Regions from separate parts of the Homo sapiens genome. Here all the other regions are linked to region 7. Evidence: chromatin loops called from intact Hi-C (ENCODE). Cell type or tissue: OCI-LY7. All regions are shown on one strand. Links, peaks and the distances in the headings refer to the core of each region. The heading gives the core; the rest is flanking DNA. Region 1 overlaps GRIN2B (glutamate ionotropic receptor NMDA type subunit 2B). Region 2 has its middle 160 kb from the start of LINC01559. Region 3 overlaps GRIN2B (glutamate ionotropic receptor NMDA type subunit 2B). Region 4 overlaps GRIN2B (glutamate ionotropic receptor NMDA type subunit 2B). Region 5 has its middle 59 kb from the start of EMP1. Region 6 overlaps GRIN2B (glutamate ionotropic receptor NMDA type subunit 2B). Region 7 has its middle 190 kb from the start of GRIN2B.

The links. Peaks named below come from ENCODE experiments on the same cell type or tissue, not always from the same donor. Only the 100,000 strongest peaks of a DNase experiment are listed, where the experiment ranks them.
Region 1: a loop joins it to region 7, with 6 times the contacts of the local background. A loop is called at or near these places in 9 of 110 quality-filtered maps.
Region 2: it touches region 7 in a loop (5-fold over the local background); 4 of 110 quality-filtered maps call a loop at or near these places.
Region 3: a loop joins it to region 7, with 13 times the contacts of the local background. A loop is called at or near these places in 86 of 110 quality-filtered maps.
Region 4: a loop joins it to region 7, with 5 times the contacts of the local background. A loop is called at or near these places in 9 of 110 quality-filtered maps.
Region 5: a loop joins it to region 7, with 9 times the contacts of the local background. A loop is called at or near these places in 17 of 110 quality-filtered maps.
Region 6: a loop joins it to region 7, with 12 times the contacts of the local background. A loop is called at or near these places in 53 of 110 quality-filtered maps.

Annotation. Positions count from the first base shown.
Region 1 is chr12:13,939,149-13,943,665 of GRCh38, forward strand. All of the region lies in intron 2 of GRIN2B (glutamate ionotropic receptor NMDA type subunit 2B), which reads right to left. Among named protein-coding and RNA genes, the nearest start is that of GRIN2B, 40 kb to the right of the region's middle. In OCI-LY7, for the core only: CTCF peaks have their summits at 2,803 (motif pointing left) and 3,002; a DNase peak (open chromatin) is centred at 2,803.
Region 2 is chr12:13,532,530-13,537,046 of GRCh38, forward strand. No RefSeq gene overlaps it. Among named protein-coding and RNA genes, the nearest start is that of LINC01559, 160 kb to the left of the region's middle. RefSeq lists a silencer at 1,146-1,440. In OCI-LY7, for the core only: a CTCF peak has its summit at 2,440 (motif pointing left); a DNase peak (open chromatin) is centred at 2,442.
Region 3 is chr12:13,862,586-13,867,073 of GRCh38, forward strand. GRIN2B (glutamate ionotropic receptor NMDA type subunit 2B) reads right to left here. Exons shown (of 14, transcript NM_000834.5): 3 at 3,213-3,641. The coding sequence starts at 3,623. Among named protein-coding and RNA genes, the nearest start is that of GRIN2B, 120 kb to the right of the region's middle. In OCI-LY7, for the core only: CTCF peaks have their summits at 1,688 (motif pointing right) and 1,889; a DNase peak (open chromatin) is centred at 1,706.
Region 4 is chr12:13,960,283-13,964,799 of GRCh38, forward strand. The region is part of intron 2 of GRIN2B (glutamate ionotropic receptor NMDA type subunit 2B); the gene reads right to left. Among named protein-coding and RNA genes, the nearest start is that of GRIN2B, 19 kb to the right of the region's middle. In OCI-LY7, for the core only: a CTCF peak has its summit at 2,683; a DNase peak (open chromatin) is centred at 2,639.
Region 5 is chr12:13,253,323-13,257,839 of GRCh38, forward strand. No RefSeq gene overlaps it. Among named protein-coding and RNA genes, the nearest start is that of EMP1, 59 kb to the left of the region's middle. RefSeq lists enhancers at 2,433-2,727, 3,447-4,313. In OCI-LY7, for the core only: CTCF peaks have their summits at 2,560 (motif pointing right) and 2,764; a DNase peak (open chromatin) is centred at 2,589.
Region 6 is chr12:13,737,925-13,741,924 of GRCh38, forward strand. The region is part of intron 4 of GRIN2B (glutamate ionotropic receptor NMDA type subunit 2B); the gene reads right to left. Among named protein-coding and RNA genes, the nearest start is that of GRIN2B, 240 kb to the right of the region's middle. In OCI-LY7, for the core only: a CTCF peak has its summit at 1,851 (motif pointing right); a DNase peak (open chromatin) is centred at 1,897.
Region 7 is chr12:14,164,434-14,168,950 of GRCh38, forward strand. No RefSeq gene overlaps it. Among named protein-coding and RNA genes, the nearest start is that of GRIN2B, 190 kb to the left of the region's middle. In OCI-LY7, for the core only: CTCF peaks have their summits at 2,801 (motif pointing left) and 3,001; a DNase peak (open chromatin) is centred at 2,788; H3K27ac peaks cover 418 bases.

The sequences.
Region 1 (4,517 bases), core at 335-4,334, 230 kb before region 7:
TTAGTTATCTATAAAAATCTAGTTTTTAAAATTCTGCTGTGGATCAGGGAAGTTCAAAAACACAAAATACATTCTTGATATGGTTTGGATGTTTATCCCTTCCAAATCTCATAGAAATGTGATCCCCAGTGTTGGAGGTGGGGCTTGATGTGAGGTGTTTGGGTCAGGGGGCTGAATCTTTCATGAATGGTTTGGTGCCTTTCCCCAGGTAATGAGTGAGTTCTCCCTGCTGTGGTTCACAGGAGATCTGGTTGTTTAAAAGAGCATGGCATGCCTCCCCTCCCTCTCCCTTGCTCCTTCTGTTGCCACATAACACGCCTGTTTCCCCTTCACCTTCTACTATGATTGAAGGTTTCATGAGGCTCTCACCAGAAAGACAGATGCCTGCACCGTGCTTTTTTTTTTTTTTTTTTTTTTCCTTTTTGAGACAAGGTCTTAGTCTGTCACCCAGGCTAGAGTGCAGTAGTGCAATTTTGGCTCACTGCAACCTCTTCCTCCTAGGCTCAAGTAATCCTCCCAGTTCAGCCTCCTGAGTAGCTGGGTGCACACCACCATGCCCAGTTAATTTTTGTATCATTTTTAGTAGAGGTGGGGTTTCACCATGTTGCCCAGGCTGGTTAAAATGCTTCTTGTACAGCCTGCAGAACCATGAGCCAAATTTTCTTTATAAATTACCCAGTCTCAGGTCGTTTATAACAACACAAAATGGACTGATACAGTTTTTAATCCAAGAAACATATCCAGCCCACAGAAAGTACACAGAATACAAAACTAGAAAGGGTTGAGTGTGCCTGTGCATTAGGTACGGCATCAAGGCAGGAGCTGGGAAGTAACCACAGTGACCTGTAAACCTGTAAGTGCAGGTCCATGGTCCAGTGGTATTTGTATTGCAAGCTTATGAATATGTGGAGAAAAGAGTTTGCAATCTGTAGATTCTATTGCTAATTTTTACCAGTCCACTGAGATATTTACAGTTTCACCATTATAAGTGAAACCAAGACTTAAATATTTTGCAATAGGGCCTGCCTTTTGAGTCTGTTCCATCCCATTCACCCCTCAGTGCCCTGATGCCACTTACACCCACAGCATCTGGGAAAACAATACAATTTACAGTTACTTAGATCCATTTTGATGGGCTTTACCTCAGACTGCTTTATGATTTATGGAAAAGCAGAATAAGGAAACCTTCTCACCTTTAAAGAATTCCACATAGCTCAGCCTGAAGGCATTATTCCCCAGCGGTTTTTATTTCTTACCTTGCCGTTTGTCCTCCAACTCATCTCCTTGGCGCACACACACACACACGCACACACACGTACACATGCAAACAGATAAGTCTCCAAACTACCAAAATGACGAAGTGGGAGAAAAGATTGATTTATGAGGGTAATACAAGGGGTGTAACTAGGAGATAATGGGGTGAAATTGAGCAAAGGGAAGTGTAGGCTGAATATCAAGAAACATTTCAACTCAACAGAGTGTGAAGCAAGCTCCCAGGAGAAGCCAGGGAAGCCCTATGGCTGGAAATCATTAAACACTCAACCATGGGAAATAACAGGTGGCCTGGCTGGTAGAAAAAAAGGGAGCAGGGGTGAAATTTACATTTCACTAAAATCCTAGAACCACTTTGCTAAATAAGCCATTCTGTAACGGATGAGTGTTCCATCTCTGTATTATCTCTCTCCCTCCCTGCCCCACCCTGACATATACCCCACAATCACCCATGCTCTCCACACACCTTCCAACATGATGATTGAAACTAGGGGACTCTCCACACACCTTACAGGGACTTTGGGGCTCCAATTCACATTAACCCTCTCTCCAATTTCCCTTCATTTCCCACATTTTCTTTCACTAACCATTATTATTTATGCTAGTGCCCCACTAGCTTCCCCAGGGAAAGCAGACACACATATGTTCACACACACACACACACACACAGTAGGTAGGAGGTAGATAGGAGGGTGGGTAGACAGGGGATTCACACTCTCTGTGGCCGTTGGATAGAGCTGGGCCAGTTACCAAGAATGACCAAAACAGTACTGCTAGATATTGAGAATTAGCTTATATTTCATTGCCTTCTATTTTTAGTATTTTGATACTCCTTTATGTTCCCACATTGAACCTGGTCAAAAGCTAAAAATGCCTGTAACTAGCACACAGCTCCCCACAAACCTTGCAGCCAGAAAGTTGTCCCAGAAGAAAAGCTGACAACTCCAGTCATATGCATGATAAGGCTGAGGCAGGTTGCCAAACCCTCCTGCTGTGAAGATGGACAAAGGGACAAGAAAAAAATCACAATGATGCTCTGATTTCAAAGCCAGGTGAGGAACGGGATTGGGTGTGACCTTTTGTTTCTGAGTCTGAGGTGTAAAATTCTGTGGGGTAGGATGGAGGATATAAACTGTGGGGAGCATGACTTGATAGTCTAGAGAAGTTGGGGACAGGACAGCCACCTCAGTGGCTGAGGTAGATCGGCATAAACTGCCCTTAAACTGGACCCACAGGGAAGTGGTGGCCGAGGCATGCAGCATTCACAGCATCAAACCCAGGGGACCATCACTGCAGATTTCCAGTCTGTTAGCGTCCTAAGGACAAATGAAAAGTGTCACTTCTAGATCTACGTGTGTGCAAACCATGGTAGCCGAAGGCTGAAAACAACTAAACATAAGATTGAAAGCTGATCAGGTGAGAATGAAAATGAGGCCCAACTGTGACTAATTCTATGCTGGCTCCCGCAGCGCAGTGTCTGCTAAGGACAACTGGAAAAGCTTAAATGTTAGCATGTTACTGCCCTCTCCTGGGCAAAAGGTCAAAGTCGGTACAAATGTTTGAGTCACAACTTGTTCAAGTTTGTGTGCCCCATAGCAGTTAATCTTTAATCCACTCTTTTACAAGCCTTTGAAAAAAGGTCTGCTTTTACCGTCTTCCACGTGCAAACCTCTCTCCATGACCACCACCATGTTACTTTTTCCATTGGAACCAAGGGCTTCTGAGATCACAGACTTCATCGGGGGTCATAAGTAATTGTGGGAAAGGGATTAGCATCATTTGCCAGAAGAGCTGATATGACAGGGGTGGGGAGGACAGCCCAGAACTTCAGAGCTGATCTACTCTTTAAGCAAGAACCCCCTTTTTCTGTTTATTGCCCTGCAACTGTTCTAGGCAATTCTGGGTCTGAGAAAAAACCCTCCTACAATCTTCATCCCACTACATACTATGTCTATACTTCAGCCTCAGGCACAGGCACTATTTGGGAAGCTAAGTTGTACAACTGAATAATGTAATTAAATGTAATTCATTCCAAATGTTAAGGGCTAGAATGTCTTCTCAAAATTAATGAAAACTCAATTCATTTGGAAATAATTATTTCACGACTTTTAGTTGCTGTACAAATAACATTTTAACAGAAGATACATATGAACAAGTAAAATAAAATGAGGCAAATTAATTAATGATATCCTAATAGGCCTAAGTTAGATAATCATCTATTTTCTATAAAGTTCCCAAGTAAGTTACTTATTTCCAACTCTTCATTCATACAAACTACTAATGTATATAAATTAAAATAATTCAAATTAGTGGGAGTTTAGAATACAGTATCTTTCAGTAGAGACAATAATCACTTTGAAGGATTCTCATCCTCAACAAATATTTATCCAGAGCCTGCTGGGTACACAGCACTATATGGGAGAGACACAGCACAATCTCATTATCATCTCTCCCTGTGAGGATAAATTGCAGAAAATCCTGAAAGCCACTGTCGGAGTTATCTTGCTTGGCTGGCATTTTGATCACATCCTTGACCCCTCTGGTCCCTCAGAGGCCCTCCCATCCCGGTTCATGGAGAAAAGCATCTCTTTAGCAGCAGGTGGTATGGGGTGGGGGTGGAGCAAGGGATGCCACAGGGAATTAGGGGACCTGACTTCTAGCCTTAGAGCAGCCACTGCTCCCGTCTGATAAGAGCACACCCCCAGGCACTTCTCAGTAGATGTGCCTGCCTGTGCAACAGCACTTCAGGAAAAGTTCACTTAATCCTCACAACAGCCCCATAGGTGGATCTTCTTATTACTCCACCATTTTAAGGATGAAAAAGGAGAAGTGTACAAAATTTAAGCATTTTGCCCAGTTACAAAACCTTAAGAAATAGAGTCAGGATTCAAATGCAAGGCTGTCTGAGTCATAACTTCACATCTGAAATGGAATCAACCCATCAGGCTTGCTATTTTCCTGACAATAATTTGTTTATGTAAAGGATCCTGAAGTCAGATGATGTCACACTCCTACTCAAGATTCTCCCCTGACTCCCCCATTGAATTTAGAATAAAATCCAAGCTTTTGCCATGGCCTTCAAAGCCCTACGTGAACTGGCCCTTGACTACCTCCGTGATCTCATCTCTCCCACTTCTGCTCCATTCACTAAGCCCTAAGCATGGCCTCCTTGTTTTTCTTTAACAAACATGTACATTTCTACTCCAAGGTCTTTGTATTTGTTGTTTCCTCAGCCTGGGACGCTC
Region 2 (4,517 bases), core at 238-4,237, 630 kb before region 7:
GAATTCCTCTAGCGGCTACATGGCAGCCTAGAGACTCCCTCCCTCATTTTTTCTTTTCCGATTAAATAGAAATGGCAGTGACTTGTGGAGTGATGTGGGAGAGAGGGGATGACCACCTTACAGACACTACAGGATGACGTAGAAATAATTTAGAGCCTGAAATACCAGGAGGCAATGACTTCGCCAAGAATCTGGTACATTTTCCTGTCCCTAGGAAAAATTGTGTACTTGTTGATTTCATAGGGAGAATGGGGAGGGACACAGTGCAAGCAGAGTGGGGAGATCAAATTGTAGAGTAGCAGAAACGTGACTACATTCAGCTCTCACTTTGGTATTTCCTCAGGCATGTCGGTGCAATAAGATGTCAGCACCATGACACTGTTATGGTGAGGTAAGGAGAGCCAGGGCAAGTTTTGTGGGTTCATGCAATCCATTTCTTGCTGGTAAATGTTTAGAAAGGATCTGCTAAGTTGTTTTCTTCATGTGAAGGTTTTATAGTAGTGACTAGATCAAAGTTATGAGGAAGGGTATGCTTCTGTCTGTATATTTGGTTCCATTATACCTTCGCTTCTGCGGCATCATTCTCATCACCGTATGTTACATTTTTCCTCTCCTAAATTTCTGCAATTATCCATGCCAATCATCATGAGAGTTGCATGGTACAATGGAGAGTGCACTGGACTTGGGAAACCTGGGGTCCACTTCTCACTGTGTGGCCTTGGAAAAGTCACTTCCCCTAGTTTCCTCATCTGTAACATGATGATAATGCTGCCTGCCTACCTACCTGTCAAGGCTGTGGTGAGACTCAAAAAGACCAATGTATAGAAGCGATTTCTCTTCCTGAGTCACCTGCCCTTTTCTATCTCTCCCCTCCCACATCCCCAAGTCTAGCATTTTCTGTACTTTTATATATGCCTGTGTCTCTTTTTCACTTCAATTCAGGTGTGGCTTTCCTAATCTGCTGTGAAGATACTCTTTCAAAATGAGTCTTCTGCAAGAGTATCCCCTTCTCTAAAGAGGATTTCATGCTTCCACCCCAGACTCAAAGGCTTCTCCACTGAAGCTGGCACCACATGCACAGGTAGCACTTTCCAGGATGAGTAATCAGACCTACATCCTTAAGGCTCTGCGAGACCAAATGCAGTGGGCACAAGTAGCCTCCCACTTGGGACAAACCCAAGTTTGTCGGGGCCATATATGGCTTTCCAAGACTTTGCCCAAGGAAGCACTGGCATGTATATTCCTGAGGGCAGGACTGCTGGTCTCTTTTGCAAGCTGCTAGATCTTTAACTCCTAGAACAATGCCTGGCACATAGCAGACATTGCATGCTCACTCAATAAATATTCGGATGAATGAGTGAATGCAAATGAGTAGAAGCAGTGGCAGACCTGCTCTTCCCCTAGAATTTTCTCATAGGTCCTGCGCCATAATCATCTCCACAGTCCCCACATAACCTTTGTGATCGTTGTTAACTTAGATCAGAACAGCTTTATCAAAATCTGCCAGTAGGTTTATCCTAAGAAAAAAGCTACACAGACAAAATAATGAAGATATCCTTTTTTCCTCCACTGCCACCACAACCAACAGAATAAATATAAAGCAGATAGATATACAAGCATCTACTTATATAAGTGATATTATTATTAAATGAGTTTTATAGAAAATAAATTATAAATTATATATTATGTAACTAATGTTATGTAACTATCATCCTCTCTATAAAGCTGTCAGGAAATATTCTTCTCATTATGTACAGGCTGCAAATTAATTAAGTCAATTCTTTTACCATTGTGATATAGCAATGAAAGCAAAGAAAAAGTCTGGCATTAGCGGTTGGTTACAGAATAAATACGCCAGTAGCTCATGCAGCCTTTTCTTAACCAGAATCATTGAAACGGATCCCATTCCTTAAAGGGGCATGCTCTCCCAGGCTTCATGAGGGGAGCCTGTGCAAACTTTTCCTTCATCTCACTTTGTGATCTGACAGCAGAGTTATAAAGAGAGTGTTCCAATATACCTGCCATGGTCCAGTTGAGGCAACTGACCAAAGCAAGAATTTGAGCAGGGAAAAGTTAAGGAATTGTTAACTGCATAATGGTTTTGTGAAAGGGTGAAAGAGAACCCTGAGTTGTAATGTGAGTAGCAACTACAGAGAATGACTTCCACTCTGGGATAGAGGGAACGTGAACAAGGAAGGGACTTTCTGCTGAGAGGGGAGCTCTGCAAGGCTGAGATTCAAGACTAAGACCATGGCAAGGGCATGGCTGCTGCACAAGAAAGAAACGGGCAGAAAGCCATCCTGGGATGGGGGAACTGCCCACGAGAGTTAGGGAGACGTCAGGAGCCAGATGCCCACAGAGGGGCTGGCTTGCTAACTGAACAAAACAAAACAAAAAACCTTTCATCCACCAGTCTCCCAGGCTCCCTCTGGCGCCCTCTATTGGCAGAGCCTAGCATAGAGAGGCTGGCAAAGGAGAGCTGTAGCTTACAGAGACCACCAGGATCACAAAGTAAGGCAAGAAGGACACGGGTGAATGTGGAAGCCCCAGATTAGTAACTGACACACCTCAAAGGACATATTGGGTAAATAATATTTCTGGGTTTCCTATATTCTTACTGTGAACCCTCTGTGCATTCCCTCTGGCTGTAGGTATTTGCACCAGCCTCTTTCCCTTCTCCTGGCCCTGATTCATTTTTGCTGGCATTAACTGAGACCACTTGTTTCTAGCCCTGGCTCCAGCTGAGCACCCCCCAAAGAGTTTTTACAAATTACTGAGTATTTAGCATCTGCAACTTCAAAATCTCCTTAGGTAACGCTAATATACAGCCAGAGTTGAAAACCTCTGGACTAGACGTTGACAAGAAATAAAGCTGCCTCAGAAATGACATTTTTAGGAGCACTGTGGCCTTCAAAGGCTCCATAACAGAAAAATTCTGGGTTAAGATAGATCTGTTCCACTGTGCAACTCCAAGCTGGCTAAGTAACATCACTGCACCTTGATTTCCTCCTTTGTAAAATGAGGAGTTGGGAGGGAAATACATTTTCCCCAGCGTTATTATAAACAGCAGATGTGACAATATATGTAAAATGTTTAGTGCAGTGCTGGCCATTATTAAGTATCCAATAGTTAATGTTTATGTTGACAGTGGTGGTGGTGATTCTCTCTTGCAAAGACCATTTCTTCATGACTTTCTCAGAATGGCTACCCAACGTGATACTCTGAACAAAGCAAAAACCCTCAAACACAAAGAGTTACAAAGGGACAAGATCTGCCAAGATTGGTGCCTAAGGGAGTATAAGGAACTAATTGTTGAGCATCAGAAAGGGGCAAGTCAATGATCAAGGTGTTGCTAGACAGAATGATACCACATTACATTTATCCTCAGCACTTTACAGTTTGCAGAATAGCTTCATGTTCATTGTCTAGTTTACTTTTTGCAGTAGATCTGTGAGGTGGTTTGAGTGATAAGAGCTTGGAAATGTGCATCACTGGTTTTGAACTGCTGATCTTTCACTTAATAGCTGTATGACTTTGAGCAAGTTGACAAATCTCTCCAAACCTCAATACTGTAATAACATTTGTAAAATGAGGTATTAAGAGGATCACATGAGATAATGAATGAAAGGGACTAGAATATGGTAGGTGCACATTAAATGATAGTTATTTTGGATGTAACTTGAAAGAAAAAAATTTCCTCTTCTCTGATAACTGAGAGGTTTCTTGGATAGGATAAATAATCACACTGTTGTGTGCAGTGGGATTAGAGAAAAATCTATACAAACATTAATTTCAAGAAAAGGCAAAAGAGAAAGAGAACAATCTTGACGTTCAAAGCTTTCGAGAGTGTGTATAGCTAAGCAGTGTAGACACCATGTAAGTAGCCCCATGGTAATGAGGTACTGAGGTCCCATCAATGACTAATAAAATAGCCCCCACATGGTGGCTGTTTTATTATTCATTTGAGGGACGTCAGTACCTAGACCGACAGCAGAAGGAAAAACAAAAAAATTGGCACTGCTTTTCTCTGAAAGAAGAAATACTATTTCTCTGGTATAAATACGGCTTTGAAGAGTCTATTGCTGCAGCTAGGAGAAGGGACCTGTGTACGTGGGTGTGTTGAGGGCCAGTGGTGGGAAAGGGGAAGTTACTGCAGACTCACTTGCTTCCTGAGGTGAGACAGGTCATAAGAAATGGTAGGGGCTGCCCCAAACTAGAGAGCAGATACTCTCTGGAGGCACACAAATCTGAATATTCAAAAAGCAGTGCCCGTCTCACAAAACCAGTTTCCTGACTGATTTTGAGGTCAGAATCAGTCTTCAGGACACCAGTTTTTGACCTTTGATTTAGAATCCCTTATTTGTGGAATAATACCAGAGGTGTCCACTGGTCAACCAGGAAAAAATATACCCCCTGCTCTCGTGGGCACATCTAAAAGAAGATTGGATGTGGAGGAGCAAAGCCCACCTTTTGTTGTCCTGATGAAGCCCCCTGTGATGTCAGACAATTATTCCGAC
Region 3 (4,488 bases), core at 1-4,000, 300 kb before region 7:
TAATAGTTGTCCAACTGTGTGTCCCCATTCTATGTTTGTAAAATATGGTCATGGTACTTAAAAATAAACTTCTATTAAAAAAACAAAACAAAACAAAAAAAAAACCTGGCCTTAGTTTTGAGGTGTTTTATCTTTGAAATTTGTCCCAAAGGCTTTTTTCTCTGAGATTTGGGGACTCTTTTTATTGGCCTTTATGCAAATCTGTTAAGCCCCCAAACATTCCTCTGCATGGCTGCTGGGAAGTTTGCTGCTGGCACTCTCTCTCCAGGTAGCTCCTGCCACCACCCATTCAGCATCGAACGCCTGGGGCTGAGCCTCCAACTTTCCAGGATCTCCATTACTGGATCTTTTTCTTTCTTCTTTTCCCTCTTGCTGCTTACCTTTTAGAAACTATTCTTTCCAGGTCAAAAGTCAGATATTTACGCTATTTTAGAAAAGCATCTAAAAGTCACTGCCCACCTACCTCCTTATTTGGCGGAGAGAAAGACATGATGGAATATTTGGGTGTGGTAGCAATGAAGGAAGGAGCAAGGGGAAAGTGATGAGAGGAGGTCTCATTACAGTGACCTAGAAGAATTCACTTTACTGGTGTCAGTTCTCCTATTTACTCCTGGAAGGCAGTAGCCAGTGGGTCCTCTATGGAACTGTGCTACACTTAAGCGCTCCACCATTTCATACCCTTGTTATGTTCTCTTGTAGTTAGACTCCAGTATTGCCTGATTATAAATCATGTAATAGATCACTTTCAGTCAGATGACATCCCCCACAATGCCATCTAACAAGGGAGAAAGTGAAGGGTAGTAAGATATATGAGACCTTAACCAGTCATTTTCTTGAGAGACAAGAGAGTACACAGCCTTTGAAGCTAGCAACCAATGTTAAAATCCTGGCTTCCACTTAAGAGCTGTAGCATTTTGGATATGTTACTTAACCTCTCTGAGCCTCAGTTTCCCCATCTGTAAGATAAAGATTAAATAATATCACTTAGGTCGCTAACTGGTTAAGAGTATTAAATAAGATAGTACATACACAGCACTAAGCGCCTAGCATATGGGGAACACTCTCAAAGCCCCTAAGATACATCAGCGAAAAAAAGAGTTCAGTCTCTCTGCATGCTCTGCAAGTTACCTTATATTTGTATAATGATGTTGTGGATTTGTAAAAGGTACCAGAGAGAAGCAATCAGCTAGTTTAGGCATAACTTTTTCTACCAGGGAGAAATAATATAGGTTGCACAACAGCCCACATGAGAAAAAAATCATTTTTACCTGTTGTGCTCTCAAAGTAGATATGTACTTATTCATGGTAATTTTAAAATTCGCTCTTAACCATATCAGAATTCTTTCAAAGCAAAATTGTGCCCTCAAATTGCCACTGTTAAAATAAAATATAATTTGCTAAGGACAATCATATTTGAAAAAAAGAAAAATCTACCTGAAGCACAACTCAACGGGTTCTGCCACAGCAGTCTACATTTTCCATTTTGCTTATTTTTCCCACTTCCCTTAGCATGGGCTATTTGTGCTAGTGCCTATTTTCTAACATCTGTACCTGCACCCACGTAAATGGAAGAATATGTTTCTCATATGATACTGGAATGTCTTCACTTAACACTTTTAACTTGACCTTTCCTAGACTGAAGGGAAGCTCTGAAGCAGAAGCTAGTCATCTCTGCCTGCTGCCGACAGGTGGCGGTAACGGTCATGCAAGGTTCCTTTAGTCTCGGCTCAGCTGCTCCACTGCGGAGGTTGTCAACTAGCCAGGCAGCATGCTTGTGGTGTCTGTGCTAGGTTTTAAGGTGTTTACAAACATTATTAACCCGAAAGCATGTCTTTTAAGTACAAAACTAAAGGCAGGTTTGAATGTGGTGATAAAAAGTATGACAATGACAATAGTAGAAACCCAAAATGATGAAAAATGATAAACGTAGCACTTGTGGTGAAACTAACTATTCTAAGACGTGAATGGCTGGCTGCAAAGGACAGTGCATATGTACTAAGTGCTGTATCTAAGTAATGAACAATAATCAGTAAAGCAAGGAAAATAACTGAATAACTGATAGTATGTAAAAACAAAACAACCCAAAGCAGAATAAAACGCTTTTTTCTGCAGTTAGGGAATAAGCCCCAGTGTCAAGTGGCAATTAGTCATATGACAATTAGCCTAACATTAACGCAGGAGAGGCTAGGATTTGTTGGAGATTTAAAGCAGTGGTTGTCAATCTTAACTGCACTCTAGAATCACCTGGGGAGCTTTTAAGACTCCCGAAGCCCAGGCCAATAATCAGAATCCCGAGGGGTGGGACTCAGGCATCAGCAGTGTTGAAAGCTCTTCAGGTGATTTTAATGTGCACCCAATTGCCTTCAAATCTAAGCATGGGGAAAAATGTGTTGCTACAGGTTCCACGGATTAAAATCCATCTGGATGTGCAGATCAATATGTGTGATGAGCGTTAATACCTTGGCAAGAATTATTTCCCTATGACATTTGTATCTTCAAGTAGAGAAATCACCTGCCTTGAGGGATTTTTCTTTTTATAGTCTTGAAAACAGTATGGGGGAGAACACGTATTGCCAAAGAATAACAGAGTATGCCTTTCATATACCTATTTGAAGAAAAGGTATCCCAGAGCTACAAGCGTCAACATCCCTTAGTCATTTCAGTGAGTCCATTTACAAACAAGTGGACACAAAAACCTTTTCAAAACTATAGGAGTTTCTAGATACCAGCACCTTTCCCTCACTTTCATCTTTAACAGATTGCTAAGCATGCACGGTGGCTCACGCCTGTAATCCCAGCGCTGTGGGAGGCTGAGGCAGGTGGATCACCTGAGGTAAGGAGTTTGAGACCAACCTGGTCAACATGCTGAAGCCCTGTCTCTACTAAAAATACAAAAATTAGCTGGGTGTGGTGGCAGGCGCCTGTAATCCCAGCTACTCGGGAGGCTGAGGCAGGAGAATCACTTGAACCTGGGAAGTGGAGGTTGCAGTGAGCCGAGATGGCATCATTGCACTCCAGCCTGGCTGACAAGAGCAAAACTCTGTCTCAAAGAGAGAGAGAGAAAAAAAAAGGATTAATTGCTGGCCTATCCACGCTGTCAATGCAATCTGGTTACCTTCCATCATTAACAATCAAGTTTTACAGGAAAACAAATGCATGGTTTAGTCCTCAGCACAAACCCTCAGGCCCTTCTCCCTGCAGCCCCTTTTTACCTTATCTGCCATTATCATAGAGGAGCCCCCGTGGATGCCCAGGATGGGGGTGAGAGTCTGTGCTGAAATGAAATCGAGGATCTGGGCGATGGCTTCCTGGTCTGTGTCATCAGCAAACACCACCCCCTGGATCTTCCGGTCAGACATGAGATCACAGATGCGGGTGATGATGCTCTTTGGGTCGGTCTCATTCATGGCTACCAGTTCCACCCGGGGTACCACGGAGAGATGGTGGAAATCATCTTTCTCGTGGGCATCCTTGATGGCCACCTCGTCGGAAGTGCCCACGAGGATGACAGCAATGCCAATGCTGGGGGGGCTCTTCTGAGAACGAGCTCTGCTGCCTGACACGGCCAGGACGGCCAACACCAACCAGAACTTGGGAGAACAGCACTCCGCTCTGGGCTTCATCTTCAACTCGTCGACTCCCTGCAAACACAAAGAAAGAGCATGTTAAAATAGGATCTACATCACGTAACCTGTCTTAGAAGAGGCTAGATACTGCAATTCAAGGACCTTATCTCCTTTCATTGAGCACCAAACCCAACTCCATCTACCAGCCTACTCTCTTATCTCTGGTATTTGCTCTGCAGAATGAGAGAAAATGAAACTTTCAAAAGCCTCAGAAATCCTTGAACAAGGCAATAAAAGGTGCTATTGCTATAGTCATTGGCAGCTACAGGCAGAGACAAAGGAGGAAAAGAGGTTGTGAGTGGTCCAGGTAGCCATGCGAGTATGCATACACAAATCTCCTGGCCCTCCTGTTACAGCCCACCCTTGTACTGTTCTTGGGCTGAAGGAAAGCAAGGCCAGACAAAGTGAGCAGAAAAACGTGCTCAGCAGAGGTGAGCAACAGAACATGGGCTGGATAAACTGGATGTGGGGGGCTATAAGTACACAAGCCCTGCATTCTTGCTGCCTTCACCTTATGTTTGCCTCAATGAGGACAACAGCCAGAAAATTCTTTAGTAACCTTGTTAGTATCTGGCTCTTAATATTAAACTACAAGAACAACTGATACATGACTAGTAGTTTTAAAACATTGCCTCAATTGATCCTTACAATGACCCAGTAGGGAATAAAATAAGAAAAACATTATTATCACCATTTTTATAAATGTTGACGCCAAGGCTCAGAGAAGCTAAGTGTTCTAAGACCATGAACCAATCAATTAAGTGAAACAAACCTGAACCCAGATCTTCTGACTTTTGTATTCCAATATGTGTTCTATTACACTACGTGGAACTGCCTCTCATATAACCAATTATTATAAGGA
Region 4 (4,517 bases), core at 315-4,314, 200 kb before region 7:
AATGTATTTAATTCTCAAAACTATATTTTTAATCACTGTATTACTATTATTCTCCATTATTCCCAAATAAGGAAACCAAGACTCAGGAGTGATGTAATTTTTCAAAGTTTCCACCACTAAAACGTGGCAGCTTCAGGCAGTTTGACTCCAAGGCCCATGTTTTTTTACCAAAAGGCTCTACTGCCTTTTTGTGGCAAGAGGATTCATATGCAAAAGCACTTTGAAGACACCACAGGGGGACTGCGGAGAGGGTACTGGGGGCATGGAGGAGACCCCAAAGCATCAGGCCTAAGGCACTAAAAGAAGGCTCATACTACCTAAGAAACAGGGACCCCAGAGAGAGGGGCTGGGGGAAGACAATGAATTTTGTTTTGGATCAGTAAAGGTTTTAGGGTGACCACACTGAAAGCAGCAGTGAAGAAGCAGAGAAAACAGAACTTCCTGATGTCAGGGAAGACAGGAAGTATTGTGTGACAGCAAAGTCCGTAATGAAGAGACGGATTGGGTCAGGACAAAGGCAGTTGTAGCTGTAAAGAACAAAACAAAGTCCCCTCTGAAGCATCCAGCAAACAAAAGATAGACATGAGTGTTTATACTGGAAAGAGAATGATTATGGACCTTTACATCAAAGAATGATGATTTCTCAGCAAAGTGTGATGACACCATCAACTGAGACCAGGACTATGGAGGAGAGAATGCTCAGAGAGCCCATGTTTTGAGAGTGGGGTGGGTGCTTGTGAACAAAGGCTGGTCATGCCGTCATTCGTGATGATGGGCTCTGGAAGAAAGGATTCTGACGACTTTTTTTTTTTTTATCTGCCCTTAGTAGTGTGAGTGACAGAACACTAAAAGCAGATATGCCTGCAAGTGGGTGGGTCAGTACTGGAGAAGCTGAATTCCAGTTCGAGGAAACAGAGTGGCAGGGGAGGGAAGGAAGGGAAGCAACAAGGAATTCTAAGCCCAGGAGAAGGAAGCATTAGAGAATTCCACACTGAGAGGTAAGGTCAGTGATGTAAGTGAAGTGGAGGAAGCAAAGCCTGAAGTCACAAGGAGAGAGGATCCAGATCTTATGGGAGGGGTGAGAGAGATACCATAGGGAAGAAATGCTGCTGGACACCTGGACAAAGAGGCAATGTGGAAGAATTGGAGGGCACATTTTTGCCGGTAAGTGGTTGATCTGCAATGGAAATGTGCAAGAATCCATAAATCCAACATATTAAAAAAGTTAATTTAGTGTATATTTTGAAATATGTAGGAGAAAATGTAACAAAGTGCAAAAATGTTGACCATTTTAACTGAATAACTAAATAAACACTTGTTTTATTAAAATTAGACTAAGTTCTTTCCCTCTGGGCAATCTGGGCAATCCACTTACAATGAAAAATCTAAGAGTAGTTATTTCCACAGCATGAGGAGCTGTGTGCATAAAATTAGAGGGTTGAGAGCATTTATTTAATCAACCCACCACATCTTCTAGAAACGTAGGTCCAGCGGAATGGCAGACAAGAATCACTGGAGTCCCAAGAAGTCAGAGGCTGTCTTCCTCCCTTAGAGTGGAGGTTGCAGGCAGCACGGCTCAGGCACATATGAGACAAAGGAACGGGTGTGAGAGAGGTGGTGGGAGGGTCTGGAAGAGCAATTCTCAGACTTGGCTGTACATTAGAACCACCTGAGCAGCATTTCAAATATGCTGGTCCCTAAGACAGAAATCAGAATCAGTGCCCTTATGAATATACCCTAAAGTTCTTATACCCTGTGAAGAAATGGTTTTTCATTTGTATTCTCAGATTCTGTCTCTCTCATACATACACACACACACACACACACACACACACACACGTGCACGAAGCTGGCTCTTCCACACAGTGAGCGGCAGGGAGCATGGCTTTGCTTGGCAGCTGCTTCTTCTTCCAGCTGCATCTGGGCTTGAACCCAACTGCACCGAGGAACCAGGCGGGAGCAGAGGGAGGCTCACGCTCTTCTTGTCTCCACATCTACTTCATGCCCACCCCTGATTCCAGTACCAAAGTGAGATCAAGACCCAATGCCTTAAATATATACCATCCCTTCTCCCATGGAAACAGAAGGGCTTCACAAAGATCAATATATCCACCAGCCTGCAGTTATTCAATTCAGATTTTAGAAAATTGCATTCGTTTTGTATAAAAGTAACCCTGAATTGCCTATGCTACAAGTAGGCACCGTACTACAAATAACCTAAAACCAGAAACAATTTGAAATTGATTTATATTTGCCACTTGAATGCTTGACATTCTGTGAACTCACAATGCTTAATTCCTTTCCAAAATGTCTGTTTGCCACCATTTACAGGCAGGAGTGAGACAAAGAGATGTACACCAAGCAAATATCTGCCCGGCAGAGGACTGGATTATCACAGTGACCGTAACACCCAAGCAAGCCTTGGAGGCTGGCAGGCGGGCGGGCGGGCTGACCTCCACAAAGAAGTCACAAAAACTCCCTGGAGTCCAGACAGAACTTCCCAGGGGGGCAGAGCAGCTGTCGCTTTCTGATTCTCCCCCAGAAGAGTGCCAAAATTGCTGCCACCTCGTCGTCCGCTAGGCAAGGAAGGAGGAAGGGTGATAGGCACTGTCCCTCCCTGGGGAATGCAGTTAGACAGACCCTCTGTCTCCCCCTGGCTGTCAGAGAAGGCAGACCTCCTTTCAGCCCCTCACCCGCCACCTCTTCCTTTTACCCTGTTTTTCTCATCCTTCCTCTTCCTTTATTCTCTCCCTCCCTAGTTTTTCCCTCCTTAACACACAGGTGGAGAAAAAGCAGAGAAGCTGATGGAAGTTCAGGTCCTGGCTATGGCACTTTCTTCTTTTTCATCAGTGTCACCCTCTCTTTTTAAAAAATTTCCCTCTTTCCTTGCTCCTGCCATTCTCTCTAATAACCCGAGGCTCCCAGCCCCCAGGTCTCTCTGGATCGCCCCCTTGGACACACCTAATTTCTGGGCTTATTCTGTAACACTCCCAATTTCCTGAGGCTCTCCTAGGCACTCGGTTTCATACACTTTACTCCATCTCCCTCATCAGCAGAAATGAACGCACCCAGCTTCTGCAATTCTCCGCGGCATGACAGCTGTAGTGGAGGGTCGTTGAGGCACAGGCTGGGGTAGGCATTTATGTAAGAAAAACAAAAGAAGATGGAGAAGGCCAGCAAGGACCATCCCTTTTGCTTTTTCCTACCGTACTGAGAAATCGGCAGCGTTACTCACAGGATATGGACAAGAGAGGCAGAGAGCTCAGTTCCAGGCGCTTTACATACTTCACCTCATCTAACCTTCACATAACCTGCGTTTTACAGCAGAGGAAAAGCTGGCAGTCAAAAGTTGAAATGCCCTACCCAAAGTCACTCGGTGGCAATTCCAGGATTCTGAACTCAAGTCCCTTTGACATCAAAGACCCAGCTTTTGACTCCCATGGGCTGCCTCTCTGGGGAGTGGCACTAGGGCTCCCATCTTTACTTCTAGATGTTGAATATTCAAGATCTAGGCTTGCCTTGGTGTAAAAGCCACAGCAGTACCAGCCCAGGATCCTGAGGGTGCCAGGACTCAGCTGTCCTTGTAAGGCACTGCTTGGCACCCAGGACAAAATAGAGACAAATCTCCCATGGTGGGAAAGGTAAAGAGAGAATCCACTGAATATCAACTTTGAGAGGGGAGGAGAACCTTACGAGAAATTTTAAGAAATCTTCACCCTGGGGTCCTGATGGAGACTTAATCTCTGGCTGTGGCTAGAATTTGTTCTCAGGGCCTTAGACAAGAGTCAGAGTCCATTAGGGTGGACTGGGAGGTGGCTAACATAGTAGACAATTATAAAGAAAGCTAGTATTCCTCTATTCCAATATTATCTGAATCACATTCATCCCTTCCTAAGTACTTGCATCCCCTATCCCTGGGCGGTCACGTTGGCTCACCCGTGTCTGGGCCAGATAGCTGGGCTCCTACATTACTTGATTTCTGCCACCTTAAAGACACCATCAATTCTGCCTTCTTCTCTAGACATTTTTGCCCAAATCTCAGCTCCTGGTTTGTGTGAGCTCTTGGAGGATAGGCATTAAATTTGATTCCACAGCAAAGAGGCCCTGCCCTTGGCCACAAACCTTCATAAACATCCTATAAATGAATCCATGCGGTGGGTTAAACTTGAAAGACAAAAAAGTCAGGATTGCAAGGAAAAGCTGTTCTCCAAAGTCTTCACCTTCTAGAGACAAGTAACCAGAGGAATATTTGCCAGGGTGTGCCCTGGACACATAGTCCAGAGCAAGGGCTCTTAACCTGCCATTCATAGATGGGCTTCAGGGATGCTAAGTCCCCTAATAAATACTTCATGTGGAATTTGAGGCATTGGCACAAAAGTAGATTTTTCAGGGAAGAGGATCCAGAACATTCATTTTGGGAATTGCTGCTTCAATGTGTGGAATAAAGGTCAGGGTAGAAGTGGGAAGGCAGCAAAGATGAAGCGGGTTTGGGGGTCAAGGAGGGCAGCATGGACTTC
Region 5 (4,517 bases), core at 191-4,190, 910 kb before region 7:
AGAAAAATTAAGTGCCTATCATATAGTGGGTCCTTAGTAAAAGTTGATCCTCTTCCCTTAACCATGTTTGTTTTTATTTTTGAGACAGGGTCTTGCTCTGTTGCCAAGGCTGGAGTGCAGTGGTGTGATCTCATCTCACTGCAACCTCCACCTACCGGGTTCAAATGATTCTCATGCCTCAGCCTCCTGAGCAGCTGGGATTACAGGTGCCCACCATGACACCTGGCTAATTTTTGTATTTTTAATAGAAACAGGGTTTCACCATGTTGGTCAGGCTGTTCTGGAACTCCTGACCTCAAGTGATCCTCCCGCCTTGGACTCCTGAAGTGCTGAGATTACAGGCATGAGCCACCGTGCCTGGTCCCCTTGACCATGTTTGAGTTAACATCTAGTATATCGTGCATTAACTATTGAAAGTAACAAAGAACGTGTCAGTGAGTTCCAAAGATACTCTTAATGTCTCTTGATGACCTGGCCTTCTTATTTGTCTTCTTTCACTTTTTGACCAAAAGGAAGAACATAGATTGTGTAGGCAGTGGTCCCACACGAAAGAAGGAGAAGATAACTGGTGTGTGCACTATTTTATACTTTATTGAAATCAGTGATTCTTAATCTTGTCAGGAACACAGGCACTTTTGAGGATCTGAAGATAGCTAAGGACTCTTTCCCCAGAAAAATGCATATAAATGTGACACTTTGCATATAATCCTAAGATGTTCATGGACCCCACACACTCAAGGTTAAGAATCCTGAATCAAAATCTCCTCATTTGCTGCCTGTCCCTTGCTTCACATGTTCTGTCTCTCTCTATATATAGATACACACACATGCTCTCTGTTTCTCTCTCTGTATGCGCACAATGTTTCTCTATCTCTCTCTATTTCTGTTTCTCTTCCACATCTATATATTCATTCATCTGCTTAACTCACATGTTTAGGATTAGGATAAAGCTTATGGATGGCTAGGTGGATGGATAGAAAAGTCGAGGACCAGAAGGAGCTGTGGAAAGAAACACTTTAGACAAATTTAACAGAGTTTAATTGGGCAAAGAAAGATTCGTGAATTGGGCAGCTCTCAGAACCAGAATAGGTTCAGAGCGACTCCCGGTATTCACAGAAAAAGGAAAGTGCCATACAACGGAAGTGAGGACAGAAACAGCTGGATTGGCTACAGCTGGGCATTTGCCTTATTTGAACCTGCTTTGAACAGTTGGCTGCCTGTGGTTGGCTGAGACTTAGTTACCTCTTACAAGAGTAGGTTACAGTGTGTTTACGTATGCACATCAAGTTAGGTTACAGTTCATTATGTACAAAGAATGGCTCCTTTTGTAATTATTATTGTTGCTTTCACATGATTGATTTTAAAAGAAAACAAGCTTTCAGAATGTAAGAATCATGCCCAAGTTCAGGCAATTAGCAAGGGGCTGCCACACAAGTCAAAGGCAAATTTAGGCCAAACTTAAAATATGTACAGAGACAGCTTTAGGCCAAACTTAATTTAACAGAGCTGTGGAGTTAGAATGGTTCGTTTATTTTCACAGATATGTCACCTTGGAGATGTTAATCTATTATAAGTCAGAGTATAGTAATGGGTAAACTCACCTCCTGGGGCCATTTAGACAGCTTCACATATTCTGTGCAAGCTTGGACCGGACTATTAATTCTGTCTGTATCTCAGTTTCCCTAACTTTAAAATGGGGATAACAGTAGTTCCACCATCTTGAGCTGTAAGGATTAAATAAACTAAGACATATACAGATTTTAAAATCATGTATTTTAGTAAGCGTTCAGTAACTGTTAGCTTGCATTTTATTTTGATGACTTAAAATCACTTGTACTATAATTAGTTAGATACAAAGGACAGCATTCTACAAATAATAAATTCAACACCACTAAGAGAAAAATTTCACTAGAAATGTCTTTTCAGAAAAAAAGCACTTCCCTTAGGTGATTTACTCTTCAGTAGGGATTTTAAGTTAACAGGGTAGCTGGGATACCAGTCTTGATTTTTTTTTTTTTTCCTGGGAGCCAGTGAAAAAGGAATCCATTGTCTATAACATGTCTTTTCTATAATAACAAGACCTTCTCACTGGGAGAGGAACCCAAGTCTACTTCTAGACATCACTAGCAGGGTTTTTGTCTTTTTGTGTCTTTTACTTAGGAAGGGCCTCTAATTATTTTTATACCAAGGCAAAAGGTTTACTATTATATAAAATTATAAAGCTGACACTTTCTCACGAAAGGTTACTTAAAAGAAAAAAAAGATGAAAAAAGAAGTGTAAACGTGCAGTCATCACTGCTAACACTTCACATTTCTAAGGCAAAAAACTGTCTAAGATTGAATTTATTTTCCCTAATTTATAGGTCTTGTTTATCTTCGGCCCTTCACTCTTCTCTTACAATGTTCGCCTTGTTGTTTTTTTTTTTTTTGAATATAAAATATAAACCACTGCAGAACTGCGGCAGAATTACCCAGCAAGTGCAGTGTTACCAGTGGGGGAGGAGCCATCTATCCTAGGCCAGCTCCTGGCACCCCCTTGCCTCGCCGGGAGGAGGAAGGTGCAGCTGAGCCTGCGTCCAGCAGATGGCGCTGCCTGCAAAACCTGGAAGGGTAGGGGAAGTCAGGGCAGGGAAGCAGGGAGCTGAGTCACGGGACAAAGGGAGAGGAGGCGGCAGGGAGGAGAAGGGGAGGGAGGACCCGAACGGTGGCAGTGGTCGGAGTTCTGATGGTTGCAAAAGTGTGAAATGTTAATTTTGAAGTGAACATAATTTCATTCTAATTGTAATTAAGGTGGGAGGAGACACCCGCTTTCTGTCTTAAGTGCATTCAGACTTGTTTGGGAACGTCAAAAAACTCGAGGAGCCAGAGCTCCCAGTAGCTATTTGCATAAGAATGGAGGATCCTCCAGGGAGGAATTCATCCCATGGGAAGATGGAGCTGCTACCGAGCTAGACCAGGAGCAGCTGGGGCCTGGATCACTGAGTGCTCATTGTGCGAATAGCCAGGAAGTGGCTCATGACCCCCTGGAACACAGCTCTGCATCTTGCAGGGGAGAGAGGGGAATCTGTATAAAAACTGTAAGCGATGTTTTACTAAAAATCCCAAAAAAGCACCTAGGTAGAAGCCTCTCAGCCTTGGGGCTCTTCCAGCGGAGTGTAGCACCAGAGGCCCTCCTAGAGCTGGCCCAGGCTGCCTGGGACTGTGGGGACGTTGCTAACGGTGGTGGTCATCATTGCACACCCAGAACTGATTTCCTGCCTGGCCCTGTGCCAAGTACTTTACCTTCATCAACTCATTTAGGTTTCAAAATAAATCTAGGAAGTAGATTCTATTTTCAGTCTCAAAATTTTACTGAAGAGGAAACTGAGGCTGACTTAACTTGTGGACAGAGCTAAGCAGTTGTTGGAAGCCAAGTGGGCCTGGTCCCAGGACACATGGCTGCCGCCCTCCTTGCCTTCCGTGCCTATTTAGGCTCTGGGAGCAACCAGGCGTGCCCATATTATTCACCCAGAGGACTGGGTGAGGTTGTGGTGGAGGGTGCTGAGCAATTCTACCTGGCTTTGCCATGAGGTCTTTGAGGTGCTCCTGGACTTGAGATAAACCTTGGGGATCTGGGTTTTGGAAACGCATCAGGTATCAGGCAGGGACCCAGAAGGAAGAAAGCAGTTAAGAGCTGTGGAGGGTAAGGTGTGCTCAGAGGCAAGAGAGGCCAGTCTGAGCTGGTGGAGGGGGCGCAGCATGAACCTGGGCAGGAGGAGTGGGAACTGGCAGGCTGGAATAACCTGGCACCCATGTTGGCACACTTGGGCACAAAGAGAACACAGTGGAGGGAGGAGAAGGTGACCTTCACTGCCCCGGGGCCCCTGAGGCCTTTGAGTTCTTCCGTCGTGGGCTCACTTGCCAAGCTTTGAGCTCTTGGTGCTGACCAAGAAGGCACAAATTGTTTATGGGCCTTGGTCAACGCCACGTGAAGATGGTATCAGAAATGAAAAAAAAATTTTTTAAAGAAGGTTGCAAAGAAACTAACATTATTGTCAATTCTCAATTATCTGTGAGGGATAAGGTTAATTGAAACACACAGATTTCAATAGCTAATAGCTTTTCTTTCTTTTGCAACCCATCTTTTACTACAGCTTCCAGAAAAAATAGCCAAAATGACTAATCAGATTTTCACACTGACTCCTTCATATCCCCCATCTGAAGTGCTGATAAGCAGTGAAATAGCCTCAGTGTGGACGCAGGAGGGAGAGGAAGGAAAAGCAGAGGTCTGGGGAACTCCCTGCCTGGAAGTGAATTTCCTAAGAAACCCAGAGCTGAGGACCAGGATATGAGGGGGAGATCTGGGCACAACAGTTGCAGCTGTCACTGAACCTCAAAGCCTCAAGGGCACCCCATAAAGCCGAATATCTTCGGAGGTGTGAAAAACAGCCTATTGAGGGGGCTTAAGGGGGAACATAGGTATACAACTGGGGTGGGCTGAACTGAGCACCAGTGAAAGAGGGAAATAAATTCAGTGA
Region 6 (4,000 bases), core at 1-4,000, 430 kb before region 7:
TCTTAATACAGTTTCAAAGCTATACCTTGGCCTTGCTTGTCCACAGTAGACATTGCCAAGATTGGGCTCGGTCAGAACCACAAAAATGCCACACATTACACATCCACCTACAAACCCTTTCCATCTCAACTGGTTCCCCTGAAGGAGGACTCTCCCAGCCTCCAGGAGAAACACTGTAAGATAAAGACAACCCACCATTTCTTTTCTTACCTTGGCACTTACCCTGTGTGTCTTATTCTAAACACTGCTTTTCCTTTTATCTGCAGTACTTCAGAAAGCCATTTCATTAAATATAATAACAGTGTAGTAATACAAAGAACATCACTTTCTAGTGCTAATAACTTTCATTTTTAAAACCACTTGTGTACTCCAAAATTTAGCAAAGCATCAATTTCTCATCAAGGCCAGCCGACACATCAAATTTGAAACTTCAAAGTTCTGTTTCTTTTGGGTTTATAATCTATGTACAGAGGAATTGAAATGCTGTTTAAAGTCAAATTTGTTTTGATGCTCATGTTGCCAGTTTTACTGATGAAAACTCATCCCTCTGCATAAAATAGACTCATGAAGTACCAGCAACAGGAACAGAAACCAAATTAGGAAATCATGACCACCTGCAAGAGGATCACCATGATGAAATGTTCATATCCTGTACCCTTTCCAAATTTTGAAGTTCATAGCACCAGTGGAAATCACAATTTTCAGACTAGTCAGGAAAGAATGAAAGGAAGGAATTCTTTCAAGAGCACCAAGTTCAAATGCATGTGAATGCTATCATTGCATTTTACCCTATTCTGATAACCGAGGTAAAAAAAAAATGACAGGAGACTGGAGAACAGTGATTTACAACTCCTGGCTGCCCTTAGGAATCAACCTGGATGCTTTTAATACACGTCTGTTCCCGGGCCCTTACCCTCTTCCAGTGCAGCTACATCAGAATGTGTGCTGGGTGGGGCCTTGGGGTCTGTATACAGTTTCTTAAAGCTTCTCAGGAAATTTTAACATGCAGTCATGACTGAGAAGCACTGACACAAGGAACTCAAAACACAGAAAAATGAAAACATGGTGAAGACAGCACGGGAGGAAGTCAGCACATCAATACATCCCTGAGGCTGTTGAGTCAGTATCAGTTGATACACTTTAGAAGACTCTTGTATCTGAAAAAGAAAAATGTGGCTAGGTGTGGTGGCTCACGCCTGTAATCCCAGCACTTTGGGAGGCCAAGACAGGCAGATCACCTGAGGTCAGGAGTTCGAGACCAGCCTAACCAACATGGAAAAACCCTGTCTCTACTAAAAATACAAAATTAGTCGGGCATGGTGGTGCATGCTACCCAGCTACTTGGGAGGCTGAGGCAGGAGAATCGCTGAACCTAGGAGGCGGAGGTTGTGGTGAGCTGAGATTGCACCATTGCACTCCAGCCTGGGCAACAAGAGTGAAACTCCGTCTCAAAAAAAAAAAAAAAAAAAAAAAAAAAAGAAGAAAAGGAAAAAAAAAGCTAACTTCTGATGATCCTAACCAACCTATTTTACTGGGATTACTTTATTCAACATTACTGCCTCTACCACATAGCTTCCCTGCCACTGCTCTCTACTGTTCACCAAATGTTTGGGGTAATGCTGGTCTCTCCTGGCCAGAGAGATGGTGAATACCTGGGCTGTTCCGCACACTTCTGAGCACTCAGTAGGTACTCCCCGGTGTAATACTTGTGGCTGATGAGAAAGATTCTGAAAAAAAATAGCTGATTGCATGGAGAATGGTTCTAAACACACAAGTGTCCAACTTGGCTAAGGTGGTTAATTTTGGAACTGGGCTGAATTTGGAACTGGGCTGGGGAAGGAAGCGCATCCCTAAGGATTGAGCCACTAGAGGCCGCTCTGAGCCAGATTCTCACTAAATCATGCTATGAAGAGGAATCACATCAAAGGGAAAAGGAACGCTGCTGAGTAGCACCGGGCGTCATGGCAACACCATGGTTCCTATTTTTAAACTTAGTGAGTGAGCCCACAAAGTGTGGGTGTATGCACGTGGGGGAAGGGGACTCTGGTCTATTCCTAAAGAATATTCTTTCATGAAGTTTTGAGTTTGCAGGTGGCCAATAAACTGAGACAATGAGATTAGAGAATCAAACTAGAATCAGCTATATTGGAATGGTTCCTTTCTCCTGAACTCCACTCTCTTAGTCTCTATCAGAAAGGATCCTCCATGGCCTTGGATCAGAGGTACCAGGAAATTCGTGATGGTTTTCACTAACATTCTGAAATTCTTCGTTCCTGAAGCTCATTCTGCTAGTCTTTTAGGCAATTCACTTTATATTTCAAGAAAAATAAGTCTAAACAGCAAACTAAAAGCATCTGTGGACACTCCACTCCTTGTGAAGACAATCAGATGAATGCTATGTATTGTCCGTATTCCCGGCATCCGGCACAGGGTTCAGTACATACAGAATAGGGGGTCCACATTCCTACTGGATGTGTCACTCAGTGAATTAAGAATGAATGTAATTTTGTGAAGTGCAGAAAAGTGGGCCCCACATGTCCCGTTTCTTTCATTTCTAATAGCATTTTCTTTTTTTTTTTTTTTAACTTTTCTCCAATCTCCAGCTGAATACAAGGCTTAAACAAATCCAAATTTATCTGACCTGTCAAAAATGAATAGTGGTACTGGAGGACATTTGTAAATCATGGCAGAGGCCAAGGTCTTGTTTTGTTCTATTGCATGTCCCTGACAGTATTTTCAATGCATCTGTAATCTCCCTGAACCTTGGCAGGTTGTAGACCAGAAAGTCTCCACCCGCTTCAGTTCCAAGGATTTTTCAGGTATGCAAAGACTACAAGTTGTTGTTTTTTCCTCTATGGGTTAAAGGATTTGGGAATAGGATAAGAAAAAATAATCCTCCTTCCCATTAGGAAAAGGGAGGTATCAGCAAGATCAGAGCAAGACCAGCAAGTAGAGATGGGCACACTTCAGGACAGAGAGTGAGATGAGCAGGTTCAGTGTGGGAAGTCTTTACCATGTGTGTCCTGGATGCCACTCCCAGGCTGATTCTAGATGTGTCATGGTCTAGTCTTTAGGGCAAGAAATAGCAGAGAATCCAAGAAAGTAAACTATTTATTTATTTTATTTTATTTTATTGCGATGGAGTCTCACTCTGTGAGTGCAGTGGTGTGATCTCAGCTCACTGCAACCTCCACCTCCCGGGTTCAAGCAATTCTCTGCCTCAGCCTCCCAAGTAGCTGGGATTACAGGCATCCGCCACCACGCCCGGCTAATTTTTTTGTATTTTTAGTAGAGACAGGGTTTCACTATCTTGCCCAGGCTGTTCTTGAACTCCTGACCTCATGATCCACCCACCTTGGCCTTCCAAAGTGCTGGGATTACAGGCGTGAGCCACCGCGCCCAGACAGGAAACTCTTTATTACCAAACCACCCTGTCCCACAGGTTAATGATATGTTTATATACATGTGAGTCATTCCTAATTCACTCAACCTCTTTAGCAAAGGACATAGAAAGATGGATAACCTGGGGCAAAGTACGCCTGGAATTCATAAAAATTTGAGTTTGAAACACAAAGTAAGCAAAAGTCTTAATCTTTCTGGATCTCAGGGGGTTTGGGGTTTTTTGTTGTTGCTTTCGTTTTATTTTTTTGAGACAGGGTCTTGCTCTTTCACCCAGGCTGGAGTGCAGTGGCATGATCATGGCTCACTGCAGCCTCTATCTTCCTGGGCCCAAGTGATTCTCACCTAAGCTTCCCAGGTTGCTGGGACTACAGGTGCATGCCACCATGCCTGGCTAATTTAATATTTCTGTATTTTATAAAGACGGGGTTTTTGCCATGTTGCCCAAGCTGGTCTCAAGTGATCTACCTGCCTCAGCCTCCCAAAGTGCTGAAATTACAGGTGTGAGCCACCTCACTCAGGCAATCTCAGTTTATCTAAAAATTGGAGGCAATCATATCCCTGTACAATACTTTTAAGCTTAAATTATGCTATATAAAGC
Region 7 (4,517 bases), core at 309-4,308:
GGCCTGTTTAGACACATGTTGCTCAGCACAGCTGGTTGGGCATTTGCAGTCCAAGTGATTATCCTTGCACTTTTATATGGTGGCAGCATGCTGCAACAGGAAGCACGATGAAACTGCAGGCAGAAGGCCTGGGTTCTGGTCCTAGTTTTCTCATTAAATACCAATATGACCGGCCGGGCGTGGTGGCTCACGCCTATAATCCCAGCACTTTGGGAGGCCGAGGAGGGCGGATCACGAGGTCAGGAGATCGAGACCATCCTGGCTAACGCGGTGAAACCCCATCTCTAATAAAAATACAAAAATTAGCCAGGCATGGTGGCGGGCGCCTGTAGTCCCAGCTACTCAGGAGGCTGAGGCAGGAGAATGGTGTGAACCCGGGAGGCAGAGCTTGCAGTGAGCCGAGATCGTGCCACTGCACTCCAGCCTGGGTGACAGAGCAAGACTCTGTCTCAAAAAATAAATAAATAAATAAATAAATAAATAAATAAATAATACCGATATGACCTTGAATAAGTCATTTCATTCTTCTATGTCTCCATTTATCTGTAAAATGGGGAAATCCAAAACATACCATCTCTAGGGACACTTTCAGAAATAACATTGGATGCTTCTACACTTTACTTGAAAGGCACTTTATTCATTCAATGCCTTTTCAAAGTACTTCTATAAAAAAGAAATTTCAGGGCCAGGAGCAGTGGTTCACATCTATAATGTCAGCACTTTGGGCAGCAGAGGCAGGAGGACCCCTTGAGCCCAGGAGTTCAAGACCAGCCCGGACAACATAGTGAAACCCTGTCTGTACAAAATAAAAAGTTTTTAAAATTTGCCAGCCATGAAAGCTCACATCTGTAGTTCCAGCTACTTGGGAGGCTCAGGTGGGAGGACTGCTTGAGCCCAGGAGGTTGAGGCTGCAGTGGGCCATGATTGTGCCACCATAGTCCAGCCCAGGCAACAGAGCAAGTCCCTGTCTCTAAAAAAAAAAAAAAAAAAAAAAACAAAGAAAAAAATATTTTTTAAGAAATCTCAGAGCCACCTTATAATCAGAACACAGAATGATATGGTTGGAAGTCATGCTTTATAGAATTCTGATTTTTTATATATTTATATAAAAACATCTTGTATGATTATCCAGAATAGCATTGCCAACTCATCAAGCTTTCAGGGACGAGAGAGAGGGTGAGTACATTGCTTCTGCTAGAGTTGAAATTAATAGCTCTGGGCTGGGCACTGTGGCATGTGCCTGTAATCCCAGCACTTTGGGAGGCTGAGGTGGGCAGATCACTTCAGGCCAGGAGTTCGAGACCAGCCTGGCCAACATGGTAAAACCCCATCTCTACTAAAAATACAAAAATTAGCTGGGCATGGTGGCACACACCTGCAATCCCAGCTACTCAGGAGGCTGAGGTGGGAGAATCGCTTGAACCTGGGAGGAGGAGGCTGCAGTGAGTCAAGATCATGCAACTGCACCCCAGCGTGGGTGATACAGCAAGACCCTGTCTCAAAAACAAGAAAAAAAAAGAAAGAAATTAACAGCTCTGAACCCTACCAAAGACAGCAAAAGGAACTCTATTTTCCCCTCAAGCCCAGCATAGAATTTGTTATCTACCTACAATGGTTGGTTTTTATGTGTCAACTTAGCTAGGCCACTGTACCCAGATATTTGCTCAAACACATCTGGAGATTCTGTGAAAGTATTTTTAGATGAGATTAACATTTAAATAAGTAAACTCTGAGTAAAAGCAGATTACTCCCCATAATGTGGGAGGGCCTCATCTAATAAGTTGGAATCCTTAAAAAAAAAAAAAAAAAAAAAGACTGAGATCCCCTAAGGAAGACGGAATTTTCTGCCAGCAAACTACCTTTAGGCTCAAGCTGCAAAAATCAATTCTTCCCTGGGTCTCCAGCCTGCTGGTCTACCCTATGGATTTTGTACTTGCCTATCATGGGAGTATATATATACACACACACATATATATGCATACATATATTTATATATAGGCATCTATATATTTATATATGCATATATATTTATATATAGGCATCTATATATCTACATATATGCCTATATATATTTATATATAGGTGCATATATATATATATATAGGCATATATATATATATATTTAGAGAGAGAGAGAGAGAGAGATCCTTTCGTTCTGTTTCTCTGGAGAACTCTTCCTGGACATAGAGGAAAATCTCATCCTGCCCTTATCCCCTCCCTTTATCCCATGAAGTTCTATTCCCCTGCCAGAAGATCCACTCACCTCAATAACAAATGCAACTGAAAGGGATCAATAAAGTGCCATGCACATGTTTGTTAACATAATAACAGTTATCATCATCATCATTATTGTCATTTTAGTCAGACCATTTGAGAAACTAGACGTGGGGCCAACTGCGTATGCCCAGTATTATACAATGTGAAAGCCTGGGGTCTCTAAGGGAAGGCAGACCACACAGGGCAGGGGGCTATTGTGCTTTGCTTCCACAACCCACAACCCAGCCACACATCAGATTATTGAAACCACTCCTGCGAAAGAACAAAATTGGTTGATTATGCATTCATCCCACATAACTCTTGGCTCTAGCAATTCTCTACACCTCCGGAGATCTCTCATCTTCCTCTTCATCTACATTATCCAGAAAAGAAAAAAAGCCAGCTGTCAGAGGGAGTAATCTTTTTAGCACTTTTCCAATCAAAACCAGCCTTTGCTGACTTCCCCTGACTTCCTAGAATAAATCCTGCCTGGTCCCCAAAAAGCCTGATGGCTTTTTAGTGCACTGGCTCCACCTAGTGACTGCTAGAGAGAATGCACCCAAACTTTCTTGGTTTGGATCGAGGTTACAGAATTGACAGCTAAAAAGTCAGACAAGTTATTCACGATAGCCAGACGTTGATTTGAATTCCAAAGACTTCTGAGAAACACTGTATATAGCTCATTTTAGGAGTACCTAGCATAAGGTTAAGAGTATGTATTTTAAGTTCAGGTGTCTCTGAGTGCAAAATCTTGTTCAGCCTCCTACCACATTTTGCCTATATGACTTTGGACAAGTCATTTACCTTATTTAAGCTTTAAGGCACTTATTTGTAAAAACTGAGTTAATTGTGAATACTTACTAGAAATTTTGTAATAATTAATATAGATAGATAGTAGATGGATAGAGTGCTTAATAGACTACTTCATCCATAATAAACAATCAATAAACCATAGTTATTTCTATTAGCTACTTGGAAGACTTCCATAGAATATCCATTTCTCTGTGGGTCGATGCTTCTTACCCTTTTAACTGAGCTAAATAGGAGATTATGATCAATTTTTAAAGGCTACTTTAACACAATTTGAGTCTGATAGATACAGATTTCCCTGCAGGAATTATGTATTCTTTGCCATGCTACTGCCTAGAGAGTAAATATTCTATTTTATTTATTTATTTAAGACATAGTCTCACTCTGTTGCACAGGCTGGAGCGCAGTGATGCAACCATAGCTGACTGCAGCCTGGAACTCTTGGGCTCAAAGAATCCTCCTGCTTCAGCCTCCCGAGTAGCTGGGACTACAGGCGTGTTCCACCACATCAGGTTAATTTTTTTACTTTTTGTAGAAATGGAGTCTTAGTATGTTACCCAGGCTGGTCTCAAACTCCTGGACTCAAGCAATCCTCCCATGTAGGCCTCTCAAAGAACTAAGATTATAGGAGTGAACCACCATCGAGCTATAAATATTCTAGTGATTCAAGAAAGGCACTCAATTTTTTAATTAAATGTGTGTCACATATGCTCCTTTGTTTGGTACTTAGATGGAAGTTCAAAGTTCATTCTTAAATCTGAGACCTTGGGAATATAATCTTTTAAATTATCTCCTATATCTGTTCTCAAAATAAATCAACAAAATAATTTTGGGTCTTTCTTGAATGCAAAACCGAAAGCACTTTTTAAAGAGTGAGGAGGATCTGTTAGATGTTAAAGCACACCTGTTTAAGGTTGGCCATAATGTACCTTTGCTCAATCTCATAACCAAGTCTGACTTCCAGAATCCCTTAGTTTGTAACACCGCTGTCAACAGATGAACCCAGCCCTGCTCCTAGCCCTGTTCTTCCTTTTTGTTGGTTCCTAAGAAGCATATATTTTGTTTATAGTCCCATATTTCCCTATCCTTCATTCTGGATATAATTTTTCCACAAGGAAAAAGTATTTGTAGTATAAAGGACTGAATTAAGATCCATGGAATTTGCAAGCTTCTCTCAACTGAATTGATTCAAGTCATGAAACCATATACAAGTCACAGCCTAAGTCTCAGTTTTGTATTTGAAAAATGGTGATACCTCCCCATCTTACCCTACAAAGTTATGGTGAATATAATAAATTAGTGTAAGTAAAAGACCTATGTACATTACAAGATACTATACGAATATGAAACTAGCGCTTCCAGCTCAGGGTGAACACTACTAGTTTAAAATCCATTCCCAATCTTTTAAGTATGGAAACCCTCATGTGCCAGTTACTGTATTTTTACTGTAT